Regions from separate parts of the Homo sapiens genome. Here region 1 is linked to region 2. Evidence: chromatin contacts called from ENCODE Hi-C data. All regions are on one chromosome and are shown on one strand. Each heading gives the region's core, a stretch centred on a gene start or an enhancer-like site at or near the end of the contact. The rest is flanking DNA. Distances are from core to core; before and after follow the strand shown.

Evidence for each region. Hi-C counts contacts between places; a loop is a spot of excess contacts on that map. Pooled maps may share reads with other maps.
Region 1: a map of Right ventricle myocardium inferior shows a loop between it and region 2 (2.8-fold over the local background). The contact joins two enhancer-like sites. A Hi-C loop is called at or near these places in 5 of 168 maps with a recorded cell type or tissue (Right ventricle myocardium inferior, gastrocnemius medialis, heart right ventricle and 2 more) and 5 of 50 pooled maps.

Annotation. Positions count from the first base shown.
Region 1 is chr9:89,873,857-89,881,463 of GRCh38, reverse strand. No RefSeq gene overlaps it. Among named protein-coding and RNA genes, the nearest start is that of MIR4290, 150 kb to the left of the region's middle. Within about 2 kb of position 6,348, at least 13 of the 41 ENCODE cell types and tissues checked have a DNase peak (open chromatin) inside an H3K27ac peak, as active enhancers do; they include gastrocnemius medialis, heart right ventricle and psoas muscle, where a contact is called at or near this core.
Region 2 is chr9:89,659,284-89,666,996 of GRCh38, reverse strand. It overlaps LINC03062 (long intergenic non-protein coding RNA 3062), which reads right to left. Exons shown (of 6, transcript NR_024280.1): 2 at 1,615-2,069. Among named protein-coding and RNA genes, the nearest start is that of LINC03062, 23 kb to the right of the region's middle. RefSeq lists enhancers at 3,613-4,149, 4,150-4,687, 4,709-5,003, 4,688-5,224. Within about 2 kb of position 4,881, at least 27 of the 41 ENCODE cell types and tissues checked have a DNase peak (open chromatin) inside an H3K27ac peak, as active enhancers do; they include gastrocnemius medialis, heart right ventricle and psoas muscle, where a contact is called at or near this core.

The sequences.
Region 1 (7,607 bases), core at 5,099-7,598, 210 kb before region 2:
TATGGTATTTGTGGTATGGTGTGTAGGGGAGTGGGTATGTGGTATGTGTGTTATGTGTAGCGTGTGTGTGATATGTGTGTGGTGTGTGTGTGCTGTGTATGTGGTATGGGGTGTGTGTGTATGGTATGTGGTATGTGTGGTAGTGTAGTGTGTGGTGTGTGTGCTGTGTGTGTGGTATGGGGTGTGTGGCATGTGTGTGGTATGTGGTATGTGTGATGTGTGGTGTGTGTGCTGTGTGTGTGATATGGTGTGTGGGGGGATGTGTGGTGTGTGGCGTGTGTGGGGGGTATGTGGTATGTGTGGTGTGTGTGTGTGGTATGTGCTATGTGTGGTGTGCTATGTGTGTGTGTGGTATGGGGTGTGTGGTGTGTGTGGGGGGGTATATGTGATGTGTGGTGAGTGATGTGTGTGGTATGTTGTGTGCATTAATAAATTCCTAGGCTCTCTTCCCAGGGTCACTGGGTGACCTAGGCAGTCCCGGAGCTGGACATGTCCATTGAGGGCTGGAGTGGCCTAGCACTCCCTCCCATCCTCTGAACAGTCCCCTTCACTGTCCAAGATAGTGCCTTCCTCTAGCAGACACATGCCAGGCTCTGCAGGCCGGAACACGCATCCCTTTCACAGCCTCCTCACAGCCCTGTTCAGTGGCACTCTGCAAACCTCGGTTTTATGATCCTTGTGTCAAGCGCATGGAAACTGGTCATAGCACCAAAAAAATTTCTGCTGTGAGATAGGTTTCTTCTGTTCAAGATGGCACGTTGGGGTTACACTTTAAACTCCCTCCTTGACCGCAGCCACACTGTGGGCACACTGTTTAAAAAGAGTGCACACACATCTGCACGCACACATGTGTGTACAACACACTCACCCATCTCTAGGGTGCAGAGGGGCTCGCTGCACCTGGGCCTCCTCACACCAACGTGTGAATGATGATGAGCTTCGAAACCTTCCCAGGAAGCCATGTTTTTGAGCACGTCTCTGACTCCCAGTATGGTGAGGTGAAGTCAGAGCTCCCAGGTGACTCTCCCCACCAGGACTTCCCAGGGGGCCCCACACAGCTGCTTCTCCACGGTGCCCCGCTGACCACACGTATCACCAGGGCCGCTTGCCATGTGACACTGCCCCAGCCCAGGCCACACCCTCCAAAGCAGACTCTCTGTGGACAGGACCCTGATCTGAGCTCCAACAAGCTCCCACGGGCGAGCTTGAGCTCCCGCACCATGGGCAGAAGCAAGAGAATCATGGCCTGGAAGCCTGGCACGTGGAGATGGGGGAGAGTGCTGCTTCTCATTTTTCCTTAAACAGAAGGAAGAGTGGCTTCTACTGGGGTCCTATGCTTCAGAAGGCCCCATGCAGGTTCCCCTCGCCACCAGGAGCCCACACCCCATCCTTCCAGGAAAGGACCCCCCAGTTCTCTGCACAAATGCTCTGGCCACTTCTGTGGCCTGCTCAGGCCTTTCCGGTTCAGACACATCTTGCACAGTTGTACGCTCATTGGGTGGTCAGGAGGCAGCTGTGTCCCAGGGTGCGGACAGAGCTTGGATGTGAGTGGCCGGAAGGCCTGGCCAAAGTGTTGCACGGCAAGGAGAATTGGCCAGCTTTCTTATGGGCCCCACCCTGCCCCAGGCTGAACTGTGCATGTGGGCTGGATTCCCTGCTGCTCTGCTGTGGATTGAGGGAACTTCACCCTACGCACATGTTGATTTCTGATATCTGCCTTCCAGAACTCGGAAAGAATAAATTTCTGTTGCTTTAAGCCACCCAGGATGGGATGTTTCGTTACAGAAGCCCTAGGAAATGAATGCAGAGGCCTGTTTTGCTATTTGCACATGACTTGTCCTGCTGTATGCAGTGGTTGTCAAAAGCATGGTCCCCAGACCAGCACCATCAACATCCCCTGGGATCCTGTTGACAAAACAAGTGCCAGCCCCGGCCAAAGCTATTACATAAGAAAATTGGGGCGTGGGGGCAGTGATTTGTGTTTTACGGAGCCCTCCAGGGTATTCTGATGCTGCTCCAATCACCACCACTGGAGAGGAGGTGGGATGTCAAGGAAAGGGCAGGATAGGGACCGGAGGATGGGCCTGCAGGGGCCTGCGGCTGCTTCCGGCAGCATCCCTGGACAGCTGTGCTGGGCCTGTTGGCAGGAGGGAAGGCAGTCAGGCCTGAAGAGGTGGGTGTGCATACCCCACAAGGTGTCATCAGCTCCCAAAACTTGAGAGACTTAAGAATGCACCATCACACCTGTGTGTGGCCACACATTTTGTTCTGCAGAACTCCTAGTGCTCTGTGTCTTGGGCCTTACAGAATAATCATAGCCCACGGCCACTTTGCGTGGACAGTGGAAACAGTGCCAGTGGGGTGCTGTCACAGCCACGGATGGCCATGCCCTTCCCAGCTGGCTCCTAAAGGACACATCCCCAGAGTTTCTGCAGCTCCAGTGGCAAGGTATAGCAGGCATGGCCCCAGCTGGCTCCCAGCTGCTCCAGGCCCCCTTGGCTCTGTGCCTCTGTACACGGTGTCCCTGTCTGCTGAACTGTTCTGTCCCCACTGAGTCATCCTGTAAAGCAGCTCTCCTATGTCACCTCCCCTCGGCTGTTCTCTGTGCCCACTGCCTCCGCTGCTCACTCTATCTCAGCATGCAGCGAGGCCCTCAAGAGATCCACCCACACAGCCACCTCTTTCCCGACTGTCATCCTCCCAGCTGCCCCACTTTGTTCTCCTGGTGGCCCTCTCCCTCCCCGAATCACCACTTCTGTTCACTATATTACTTAATCATTGGGTTTCAGGATGCACTTAGTATGTACATGCACAGCCAGAAGGAAAGCTGACTCTTCCTCTTAGAAGCCCAGGCTGGCCATTCTAAAGTGGTAACAATCTCCAAATAATTCCTCAAACCCCGATTCCTTCACTGCTGTGGACACACAACCCTGTGGAGATCATATTCCTTGTTTTAACTACGACTTAGCAGAAAAATAGAAGGTGAAAGTTCATTTGGGTTATGGATGTGATAACTTTTGAATACAAGGTCACCTCCCTGGTCCCATGACAGTCCCAAACCCAGGTCCACCTCAAGCTGGAGCAGAACCAGCCTCCTCCTTCTCCCTGCCTTCTCTGGGCAGAGACACACACTTGTCCCTTGGGGCACTAGGCATAGGTCTATTGGCAAGGACTCCGAGGCCGCTTCTGCAAAGCACAGAGCCAGGACCTGCAGAAATGGCCGAAGGAGGGTGCTTTTCCTTCATCCCCTTGTCATGCACACTCATTGGAAATTTTCTTGGGCTCCTTCCAAAATAATTGATGCTTTAGGAAGGAATAGACAGATCAACAATGTGGGCGGGATGCTGAGTTGGGTCCTGAGACTGGGGGCCTGGAGTCCATGAAGAGATGTGCTCCCTGAGGAATCTTGGTGGCAAATATAACAAGGCCAGCCTCAGGTGTGGGGTTGGGAGGCGAGGTGGGGCGCTTCTCCCTGGAAAGCAGCTGCTGCCTGCTCAGGCCTGGGGAGGAAATGAAGCTTTCTGCTCATTCACTCACCTGCCAGTATGCACAGAAGGCAAACGGGGAGACAGTTTGACCGAGAGAACCATCTGTGTGGGTCAGCTCAGGCCGTGGTAATAACGTGCCACAGATCTGGCAGCTCAAACAGCAGAACTGTATCGTCTCACATCTCTGGAGACTGAACGTCTAAGACGAGGCTGTCAGCAGGACTGGTTCCTTCTGAGGCCTCTCCTCGCCTTGCCGATGGTGTCTTCTCCCTGCACGCTCACATGGTCATCCCTCTGTGTGTATCTAATCTCTTCTTCCCAGGATACCAGTCCTATTGAATCAGGGCCCACCGCAATAACTTTATTTTACCTTACCTCTTTAATGGCCCTGTCTCCAAATACACTCACATTCTGAGGTCCTGGGTTCAACGCCAACATATGAATTTGGGGGAACAGAGTTCAGCCCATCCCATCACCCCAACCCTCAGCTGGAGGGCAGCATGTCTACCCATCTAGGAGGTCACCCTGTTTCTATGTGTAAGAAGTCCAGGTGGTTTTTGGGAAACGCCATAGCTCCAGCCTGCAATGGTGCATGGAGCAGGGGCCAAGGCTGCTGATACCCTGGGCTGGCCCCGTCTTCAACTTTAAAGCAACATATTGAGAGGCTCTCTGAACTGTACACCATGTTCTTGGCCACCTGACAAGGGGAGAAATAGGACAAAGAAAGTTGTGTGATGAGGCAGAGGATCTTCACAAGCACAGGGCAAGAGTGGGGTGGGATGGGGGACTGAGCTGATCCCCGGGGGGGATGAGGGAGTGTCACACCTTCCAGACCCTGCACACCATCCTCAGCCTGCTGGGATGGCCTCCTCCCCTCTGGAGCCAACCTATCCTGCACCACTTTCTGGGTACGTCCATGCTCGTGGGGAAAAGGAGCAGATTCTCTGGCCCTTAGGATACCTGAGCTTGTCCTAAGCAGCCAGTTTGGACCTGCACAAGCCTGATTGACTTCAGGATGTAGCCAGACCACAGATGGTGGCCTTCCTTCTTCGCTCTATGTCCTTTCTTATGCACGTGGATCTGAAGCCCTTTGCAGCAATTTTTAAAGGGAAAAACATAATTTTTTAAAAAATGGCATGGAGCAGCTGGGCGCAGTGGCTCACACCTGTAATCTCAGCACTTTGGGAGGCCGAGGTGGGTGGATCACGAGGTCAGGAGATCGAGATGATCCTGGCTAACACGGTGAAACCCTGTCTTTACTAAAAATACAAAAAATTAGCCGGGCGTGGTGGCAGGTGCCTGTAATCCCAGCTACTCGGGAGGCTGAGGCAGGAGAATGGTGTGAACCTGGGAGGCGGAGCTTGCAGTGAGTCGAGATCGCGCCACTGCACTCCAGCCTGGGTGACAGAGCAAGACTCTGTCTCACAAAAAAAAAAAAAAAAAAGGCATGGAGCAATTGACAAGTCAGGATGAGAAGCTGAGAAGGTGTGGAGTGGAGAAGAGAGATGGTGGAGGGCCTTGCAGAGGGTGAGGCACCCCGAGAAGAAGAGGGAGGCCCTTGTGAGTTAAACCCATGTGTCCAGGGACAGGGCTGAGCTGGGAGGGGTGGGGCTCACCCATTTTATTTATTTACTTACTTATTTAGTCTTTTTTAAATTTTACTTTTTTATAAAACTTTTTTTAACTTTTTTCTTTCTTTCTTTCTTTTTTTTTCTTTTTTTTTGAGACGGAGTCTCATTCTGTCACCCAGGCTGGAGGTGCAGTGGCGCAATCTCGGCTCACTGCAAGCTCCACCTCCCGGGTTCACGCCATTCTCCTGCCTCAGCCTCCGGAGTAGCTGGGACCACAGGTGCCCGCCACCACACCAGGCTAATTTTTTTGTATTTTTAGTAGAGACGGGGTTTCACCATGTTAGCCAAGATGGTCTTGATCTCCTGACCTCGTGATCTGCCCGCCTCGGCCTCCCAAAGTGCTGGGATTACAGGCATGAGCCACCGCACCCAGCCTCCTTCTTTCTTTTTTAAGAGACAGTTTCCCTCCATGTTGCCCCTCCTGGCCTCAGGTGATCCTCCCACCTCTGCCTCCTGAGTAGCTCAGCTTACAGGCATGAGCCACCGCACTCGACTAAGGGGGAGTCTGGGCCTTGGGGAGCTGTTGTCCCCCATAGTCCTGTGGACTCCTGCAGATGATGAAGTAGCCAGCTGGAAGGCTTTAGGATAAGAGTTGAGCATGTGCCTGCCCTTCTGCCATCAAAAGCAGGTGTGATGGGGGCCCCAGAGGATACGTTAAACTTCAGCTCCACAGATGGGGGCGGTGCATGGATGCCCTCGTGAGCTGCCAGAGCTGCCTTCTCCTGCCCTCAGCACCCTTGGGACCTGCACAGCTGGCACGCTGGGGGGGTCTGCCATGCAGTAAGGAGGAATCAGGCTTTTGAATAAAGAGGAGAAGGCTAGCTGGCTGCAGTTCCTAAACACGCACCGAGGGCCTCTCAGACCAAGGCAGGAGAACTTCACGGGGTAACTCACATGGCTGCTGACTGCTTTCTGACAGAAAAAGAGTAGGAGAAAAAAAATTAAAGTGAAGAGAAAAAGGACAGAGAAAGAGATCAGTGCGGAAGCTGCCAGGCAGTTTTTCTCTCTGTTTGCAGTTTCTAAGAAGAAGCAGCATTGCAGGGCACACACAGGACTTCTTGGTTGCCGTGGGCACAGACACTCAGCAGGAGCTGGTGAGGAGCTGGCCAGGCCTCGGGGAGCCGCTGCATGGACGCCCGGGGAGCTGGCAAGCCCATGTCCCTCTGGACACAGTGACAGGCCACTCCAGGAGGCCCCCATCTAGATGTTCGTCAGACTTCAACCCCAGAGTAAACCCAAACAAGGCAGGGGTTGAAGGAGGTCACGTCTAAGCCCTAACAGAAACTTGGCAGTCAGCTGTCAGGGAGCGTTTGGCCATGCAAACCAGACTCATGGATTTACACAACAAACAGGACATGCCCAAGCCTGGTTGTTTAGATTGTTCCTGCATTTAGGTTTTAATTGTAGAATTCAGGCCTCCTCCCTGGATGCCCTGAACACAGCCCAGCCTGGGCTGGCTCACACTGCGGGAGCAGATCCTATCACCTTCCTCAGGCTGGGCCTTTGTTAACACTGGTTTTGTAAGCAGCCTGCTTCAGCATCCAAGAGGCACTCAAGGGTCTGCCCAGAGCAGGAGGATGTGCAGTAGGGCTGCTGCTCACCCAGCCCCGTCGCCCAGACCTCTCCACCAGGTGCTTCCCAGAGGGAAGTAGAGTGTTCCTGAGAGACCTGGGCAGAAGGAAGCAGGACTAGTTAGGGCCTGTGTCCCTATGTGTGGACAGAGGGCTGGGCCACACTTGTCCTTTGTGCACTCTGTTCATAATAACTGCTTGCTGAGCATCTGGGACTGCAGGGGATGTGCCTGTGAGAGGCACAGTCCTGGCTCTCGTGACGTTTGCAGCGGGGTGGAAAGGAGCCCAGTGCCAGGCTGGGAATGTCATATTCACAGAAACGGTGACAGCGGCCATGGAAAGTCCAGAGGAGGCCATGCTGAATGGAGCCGTCCCCCGTGTGGATGAGATCCTCCCAAACTGGGCACCTCTGGGCAGCTTTCAGCCCAATCGGTAGAGTTTATTTCCAGTTCAGTGGGGTGCCCCGGTTAACCCACTTTGGGAAGAATCTCCTTGTATTTGGAAAGAGCTGTGCTCATACCTTGAAAGGGGGATTGGACCTCATGAGCTTTCATGAGGGTGCGGGGTCTCCAGGTCCCCCAGAATTCTCCGGACACTTGCTTAATTTACTACCTCAAGGGGCCTCTGAGCAGCACTCAGAGAACTGAGTGCTCAGAGAACCCATTTCTCTGAGTGCAGCACTCAGAGAACCCATTTCACAGATGGAAACGGAGGCTGGACCTGTCCAAGGGTGGCCCAGGGCACAGGTGAGCTGGGAGAGACAAGGTCCTTGGGGCCCATGCTTGGCTCAGCACTGCCCCGAGGAGTCAGGACGGGGCTCCAGAGAGCACACTGGCAGGTCTTCAGCCCGACCCATGATGCCACATCCACGACAGTCAGACCTCCCGACAGCGATGGGCTGGAGAAGAAATAACCTT
Region 2 (7,713 bases), core at 3,632-6,131:
CTGCTTCGCAGAACCTTGAGCGTCCTCAGCCCTGGACCACAAAGCCAGTAGTCCCTATGGTAACTGTTTCCACCAAAAAATGCCCCCACAAATTTCCAGCATGCCCCTTTGAGACCCACTCCCACGGTGAGCGCTGACGCAGGCAACAGAACCCAGCCCTGCAGTGAGGGTAAGTGGGGGCCAGCCCTTTGCCACCGCCCATGCCCAGCCATGATTCCTAAACTCCATCCTCAGCACAGGCATAGAGTCTTTGGTGGCCCCTCCGGGTCCCCTTTGTCAGCCCCTGGACTGTGTGGCCAAACCTGTGCAGAAGCACAAAACCCAGGCCATGCACAAAAAAAGGTCAGCCCTGTTCTGAGTGCCTGGGGATCCAAGCAGGCAACTGGTTAGCTCTGCCTCTGACACGCCAGCCTCCCACAGCCAGCAGCGTGGGCCCCAGGCCAGCTCAAAAGCACTGGAGAGTCCCTCACATGTTGGCCGAAACCTGTAAATTACCCATCAACCCTGCATCCACGTGTTTTGGATTCTAAAGAGTTGCACTTGGATGACCGGGTTCTGAAGCAGGAGGCCTCCTCTCCCGCCAGTGGCCCCAGCCCTGCTCCCTGCACATTGCACCTTTTTTCCTCATTTCTCGCCCACTTTGCTTAGTACTGAACATCTTTGTTCTAGAGGCCCCTTGACTTCCAGAATATGAGTATGCAAATGGGATACTGTGCCCCTGCCCTGTCGGTAATCAACCAACCCACTCTTGCTCCTCTCTTCAGATGTTCCTCTAAGTCCCACAGAGAAGACCACAGTTGTGTAAGACGGTTAGGTAAAGCTATGGGGCCAATGATCTTGTGGACAACCAAAGTCAGCACCTTTGCAAACCAGGATTCATAACTAAATATGCTGGCATTTCTGGCTTTATTCAAACCACTTCCAAACTAAGATCAGCACATAGACAGAATATCACATTCTGGACATAAACGTGGGTCTCCTTCCAAACATGAAACAAGCTAATGAACCAGCGAAAGCCCCAATCTTTGACTGGCTCACGAACTCAGTATTTAAAACAGTAACACTAGGCTTTTGTGGGAACTATTGATGCACATTTAAGTCTTTTAATAAGGGTAAGTAAGAAGAACTCATTCTACAAATGACTCTGGGGATGTTTTTTGGGCTAGTACTCAAGCACACGGCCAGAGCTTGCTAACTCGATGCCCAAATCTGGTGTCTGCTGACAGCTATCCTCAATAGTGAGCAAATTTCTTGGGATCTGGTTTTCTCAGTCTTTAAATGAGGCCAGGTGCAGTGGTGCACGCCTGTAATCCCAGCACTTTGGGAGGCTAAGGGAGGCAGATCACTTGAGCTCAGGTGTTCGAGACCAGCCATGGGCAACATGGAGAAACCCCATCTCTACCAAAAATGCAATTAGCTGCTCATGGTGGTGTGCACCTGTGGTCCCAGCTACTCAGGAGGCTAAGGTGGAAGGATCACTTGAGCCCCTGGAGGCGGAGGTTGCAGTAAGCCGAGATGGTGCCACTGCACTCCAGCCTGGGTGACAGAGCAAGACCCTGTCTCAAAAATAAATAAATAAATAAATGAGGCTAGGAATGGTGCGGACATACCCACCCAAGAGAGATGAGGATGGTGATGGTGAGGGGCCAGGTGACGTGACAGCAGGAGTCTCCAGAGCTGCCGGGAGCCCCTCGGGCTGGGAGGCACCATGGGTACAGCAGCCCAGATGCTGCCGCAGGGCCACTCCAGTGTGCTGTGCTGGGCAGGGCCCTCCCAGGTCTCTGCAGCAGGGAGGAAGCGAGGTGTTACTGGGCCAGCTCTGTTCTCCTGAGCCGGACTGGCTCCCGTCATCTGGACCTAAAGTGGCCAAACAGGTTTTCCAGGTGGCAGCTGAGCTTCTGCAGCATCCGGAACACTTTGTTCCTAGTAGTGTCCCAGAGGGCTGTGTTCACAAGCCAGGTTCAACGTGCGATGGGAGCCTGAAAGGGAGGGCGTATCCTTCATGTGTCCCCAAGCGTGACCCAGAGCACTCCAGAGAAGAAAGTCATCCTCTGTCCGGTTAAACGGGGCTGTGTTTTTAGAGCAAAGGACAGAGGGAAAGGTCAGAGTCTCTCTCATTCGTGCCCTTCTCAGGAGGATCTGAGCTCCCACCAGAGAAGAGGCCTAGAAAGGTGACACATCTCTAGCAGGGCCCCAGAAAATTACATTTTGGAGAAAAGAATGCCTTACCTCATTCTTTGCTTAATTGTCTATGGTAGTGGTTCCAAATCTGGGGAGGTATTTTTATACAGATTCCCAGGCTCCAACCCAACTAGAATCTCTGCAAGGGGAACCCAGGAATCCATAATTCTGATGTTACAGGTGTAAAGGACTAACATTCAGGTGCTGTGACCCACACTCCCAAGATTTCTGGGATACTCACTCCCCAGAGTTGAGATGATAAAGCCTGAGGCATTTCTAAAAATATCAGTCAACTGGTTGAATTTCATTTCTGGTCATGACCACTAAAATTCAACTGAGTCCCAGAGAAAAATTCAGAGATAGTGCATTTTTCATTGTTTTCTTGCCAGAAACCTTGGCTCCGTATTCCTATGCCATCCATTACCATTAGCTGTGTGCTCGCCTGCCAGGGCTGGCCCTGCATTCAGGGAGCTCACACACCCTCCAGCTCTGGACTTCCATACCTGGCTGGGGCACCTATAGCCAATAAGCCACTCACATTGGTAAACCTGGTTTAACTCAACTCTCCTGGTTTCTGTGTTTCAAAATCAGAAATCAGCCAAATGTCACTCCCCACCTGGACCGCCAGCTCTGGAGGAAGGGCTGTCAGGTCTGGGTGTCTGCAGCTCAGCTCGGCACCCGAGGGTGCAAGGAAGAAGCCAGTGGGTACATGAAGGACAGCTTGTTTCTCTTTCTTACTGCTGGCTCTCAGCCAATGTCAGAGGATTATCATAGCCCCTACTGCCTCTCCTCTTCTAGACCCCCACTCCCTCTCCTCTTCTCCAAGCTGCCATTCCTGAAATCTGCTTTCATCTGCCTTCCTTCTTGAATAAGGGAGAAAGGAACTAATAGCAGTTGAATTTTACTGTGCCCGGTGCTTTCATTCTATGTTATCTCTGAAAGCATCCCATTTCTCAAGCAGCCTTTTGTAATATTATCCCGATGAGAAAGTAAGGCCCAGAGAAGTTAAGGACTTTTCACAAGGTCACACAGCTGGTAGCAGAGCGAGCATTCAGGCTCCAGCCTGCATAAGGCAAAGTTGGCCCTTGAGCAAAGTTCCTTGGAATTCAGAGGAAATGCTCCTGTTTCAGAAATTGTCATCTCTACAGGGCCAGGTGCCACAAGGTAGAAGAACAGCCCAGTGCCCATCAAGGCCCACACACAGAGCCCAGGGCAGGAAACCCACACAGGAGAGCCACAGTACCCACAGAAACCACTCCCATCAGCCCTGCAGGACCCTGAAGACACCTGGCCACTGCTCTTCCCTCCAGGCCCGCCTGGGAAGGCAGTGGGATAGAACATACAGGGAGAAAGGAGTGCTGTTGGGGATCCCTGGGACTTCCCCAAGGTGCCCAGATGGCCCACAGAAGCACCAGGAGAGTGAGTCACAGCAATTGCTGGTGACCAGCAAGGAGACAGTGAGGATTTCGGAGCCCAGTTCTGGGGATTCTTGGGCCCATTTTCTTTGTGCACAGTCTGGGGGAGGTGGAGAGGTCAGTTCCTCTTAGATCCTTTCGAAAGTCTCCTCAAGAACCCCATCCCAGTATTGTTCCTCTTCCCATCCCCCACTCCTAACACCCCAGGTGACACCTCAGGGGGACGTTTGTGCTTGGACTTGTAGTCCTAGTCCAAGCAATGACCTCCCACTGAGCGTCTCAAGCATCAACCGCAGCACTGAAAGTGTGTGCTTTGCCGCACAGGGACAGAACCCTGGAGTCCTGCTGTCACTACTTGGTCAGCTGAAGAACGGTGTGGGAGCACGGAGCAGGAAGCAACTCCGGCAGCCTCCATGCAGAAACTGCGCTGTGAGCTCTGCCAGCAGAAGCAAGACAAAGAGGAGGGCCTGGCTGACCCGGTCACAATGCAGCCCACCGGACACCTTGCTTAACTGCGTCGCACAGAACAGGCTGCCCTTCATCACAGCCTCGGCCACAGGCCAGGGCAGCCATGGGCAGGGCGAGAATCGGCAGCCACCCAGCTGCTCTACCATCTGTAAAATGAGAGAACGTGCGGCTGAAACTATAGGACACAGCACAGACGCCTGCCCGGTAGAGTACCCCAGGTGGCTGCTAATCACTGCATGCTGACCACCACCCCCCGCCCCACCACCACAACCATGCGCCCTTCACAGATGGAGAAACTGAGGCTGGCAGCAGCAGTGACATTGTTGGTGTCCGGATAGCACCCCCAAGGCTGGCGTACACGCCCCCGAGCGCTCGGCCCCTGAGGGTGGCTTCCAGATGGCCTGAGAGTCAGCTGCCTCTGTTTTCTTAGGAATCTTCAGCAAAGGGGACAGATGACCTGCTTGTGTTGTGCAATTTGTGTAGTGCTCTGGACCTCCCTCTCTGGGGTCACTGTCTGCTGCCGTGGCCAAAACAACATGTGCTGATTTGTAAATAAACACAGTGAGGAGCCCCCTGAGCCCGCAGGAGATGATGATGGCGCTGGGGGCTGAATTTCACAACTGCGTCCCTTTTTGTTTTCAATTAGCTGAGGAGGTGGCTGCCTGCAGGAGGGCAGGAGGCGAGGGGGAGAGGCTGTTTTCCCTCTTGTTCTCGGGGTTGCCCCAGGAAGAAGCCATTCCACAGACAGGCAGGGCGTCCATCCACTAAGATCCCGCTCCTCCTGGGCTGCCCTCCGGATTGGTGGATCAGTGGATTGGTCGCTCCAGGCCCAGCCCAGCCGCACTTGGCAGGAGCCCAGCAAGAAGTGTTGTCCTAGAGCCAGGCAGAAGCAGGTTCCTGTGTTGAATGCAAAGGGCAGCTCTGCATTAGCAGGCTATTCAGACGTGCAGATGCAATTTTAAGAGCGCTTTAGTAATGACAAACATCGTGTTGAGCACAACGAAGGATAAACAGGGATCATGACAGGGAGAGGCCCTTAGATCTCAGTGTTCCACCCTCGAGAGCAGGAGTGGCCCAGCCCAGACTGAAGGCGGCAGCCACTGAGTCCTATTGCAGGGCTCGTGTGTAGAGAAAAAGAGAATGGCCGGAAAGGAAGATGACTTCTTTCCGCGCTATGGGCCGTCTCCCCAAGAGGTGGCCTGTCTTTGCACACTCGCCCTGAACAGCACGCTGCACAAGTCTTCTGCCTGTCACATGTCCACCTGGGGTGTGTTCCCTAGTCCATGCTATCTGTGGAATGCTGTGCGCAAAGCTCCCTGGCATGCACCAGGGAGAAGAGCATTTGGTGGCCATACCAGAGTGGCAGATGCTCACAGAAGACAAAAGGCATGCAGGATCTGTTCTCCACAGCCATGAAGCCCTGGACAAAGCTGTCCAGAGGGCTCAGCTGGTGAGAAATCAGCCAGTCTCCTGCAGGCTCCTCAGCTTCCTTCTTTCTGCCCCTCCCCCGGTGCATGGGCAGAGCATGGCCTCTCTTGCTAAAGGAGAAAAGTATTACCTCTTAGAAGTTTTTCTTATTGCAAATTCAAATTAACTATGTACTTTGATTCCCAAATATCATCACTAAACACTACAGAAAGCTTTAAGAAAACAATGCAGAAAGAGCTCTAATGCACCCAAAATTGTCCTTCTAGAGAGCACAAGGCTTTGCTGAGACATGATGCTTCCTAAGTGATATCCCATCATTTTTGGATGATTCCATTCAAGAATAAGCAACAGGGTTTTTCTAAACCCCTGGTGGACATATGACAGAGTTGTCTATCAAATACATGAATGAGTCTGGGGGCCACATGTGTCTTGGTACAAGAGGATCAAGTATACAAAGCATTCTAGTAATTGCACCTTCAGCTTCTTGTCCTTGAGGCTTGGCTTCTCCCATCCCGACATGGCACTCACGGGCTCCCTTCTCCCTCTGGAGGTCACCCAGTTTTCTCCTCCCTGTGCCCAGCACCTCAAGAGCATGGAGGGCCTAAAGGACAAAGGAAGGAAAGAGACCGCACCCCACAATCCCCACCCCCACCCTGCTGAGGAGCGCAGAGGATTTGAAAGAGGCAGAGATGGTTAACTGATGGCACCAATGCCAACAGGACTCTGCATTTGGCCAGAAGGACCTCAAGGAGGCCTAGGGGCATAACGGAGACCCAGTCTTTTAGCACAGGGAGAGACAGCAGCCCTGAATATGGCCGTGAGGAGCTCCTGTTCTCAGGAAGTGGCCAGTCCTATGTGGGTGGCAAGCCAGAGTTGCCCGGTCGGGGCAGACAGACCCGTTGCTCACCAGCCTCATGTGGCCTCAGATGTCTTTTCCAGTGTTAGGGGAATGACATAGCATGAGGCCAAAGCCTCTCTGCTGCATTTTCACAGTGGAGTTCTACATGGAGCTGCCTGGGGATGTGATGTCAAGGGGACAGCGGCCTCCAGGGTGAGCGGCCTCCAGGGTGAGCAATGGCCCTTTATTTGTCAGATATTTGGAGAAGTAGAAACTGCTAAGAAGAGGAACCAAAGCCTTTCAATGTCATGGCCTGAAGAGAAGAGACACTTACAGGGATGACACAGATGGAGGCAGCAAGACCAGCCAGGTCCACTGGCTCCTGGGCCATGCAGCCTTGGGTCAGGGCACTGTCAGAGAAGGTGCCCTCAGGTAGAAACAGTCAATACAAGCAATTTATTCACTTCCAAGAAGGAAGCCTGAGCTTCCCCTAGAAGGGAGTTGTTCTGCATCTGTTCTCACTACAAAGCCACTTCTCCTGCTTCTTAGCTTCCCCTTCCTTCACCATGATGCCTCTGAATTAGACCCACTGGCCCCAGGGCTTGCCTCCCCTGCCCCCTGCACCTCACTTCAGGATTGCAGACTAAGGAGGTCCAAGTCAGCCCTTCACCTTGCATGGCCGGCTGCAGTGAGGGGAGGGGGGCAGGGATGGGTTCATGTGAATGTCCTGGTGTAAAGGTCAGAGCAGAAGCAGAAACCTGGAGGGGCATCTGCAGACATGAGGAGCAGGAGGAGCTGCAAGAAAGAATGCTCATTCCTTCCTTCTTGGTTCATCTTCCAACCCCTGGGTTTCCCCACATTCCAGGACACTCCCCAGCCTGCCTCCCCCATCCCACATCTCCGCGTCCATCAGGGTCTCAGTGAGGAGCTCAGTGGGCACAACCTGGCCCGGGACTCACTGGAGATCCAGACCAGACTCATCTCCCCTGGGCCAGCCAAGGGCTCTGGGCACAAGAGGTAACACCCCTGTCTCCATTTCCTCACTGTACACTTCAGGTGCTCAAAGCCACATGACCCTGCTGGCAGGCTGCGATGAGAATCAAATCAGAATCATCAGTGCCGCCCTCTGAATACAGGCATGATGGAACCTGGGCACCTCGAACCCTCCCGAAACACGGCGTGCACTCAGCCTTACCACCCTCACCACCCACACCCAACATAGGACTCAGAATTGTCTGTTTTTCTTCAAGAAAATATGAGGGCAAGCCCCGTGAGCCTGGACCCTCTCACCCATCCTCCTGAAGCAACAGGACCACAGAGGGGAGCTGGCATTTATTAACCATCAACAGTATGCTGGAGTCTACTCTTCTGGGGGCTGCCCAG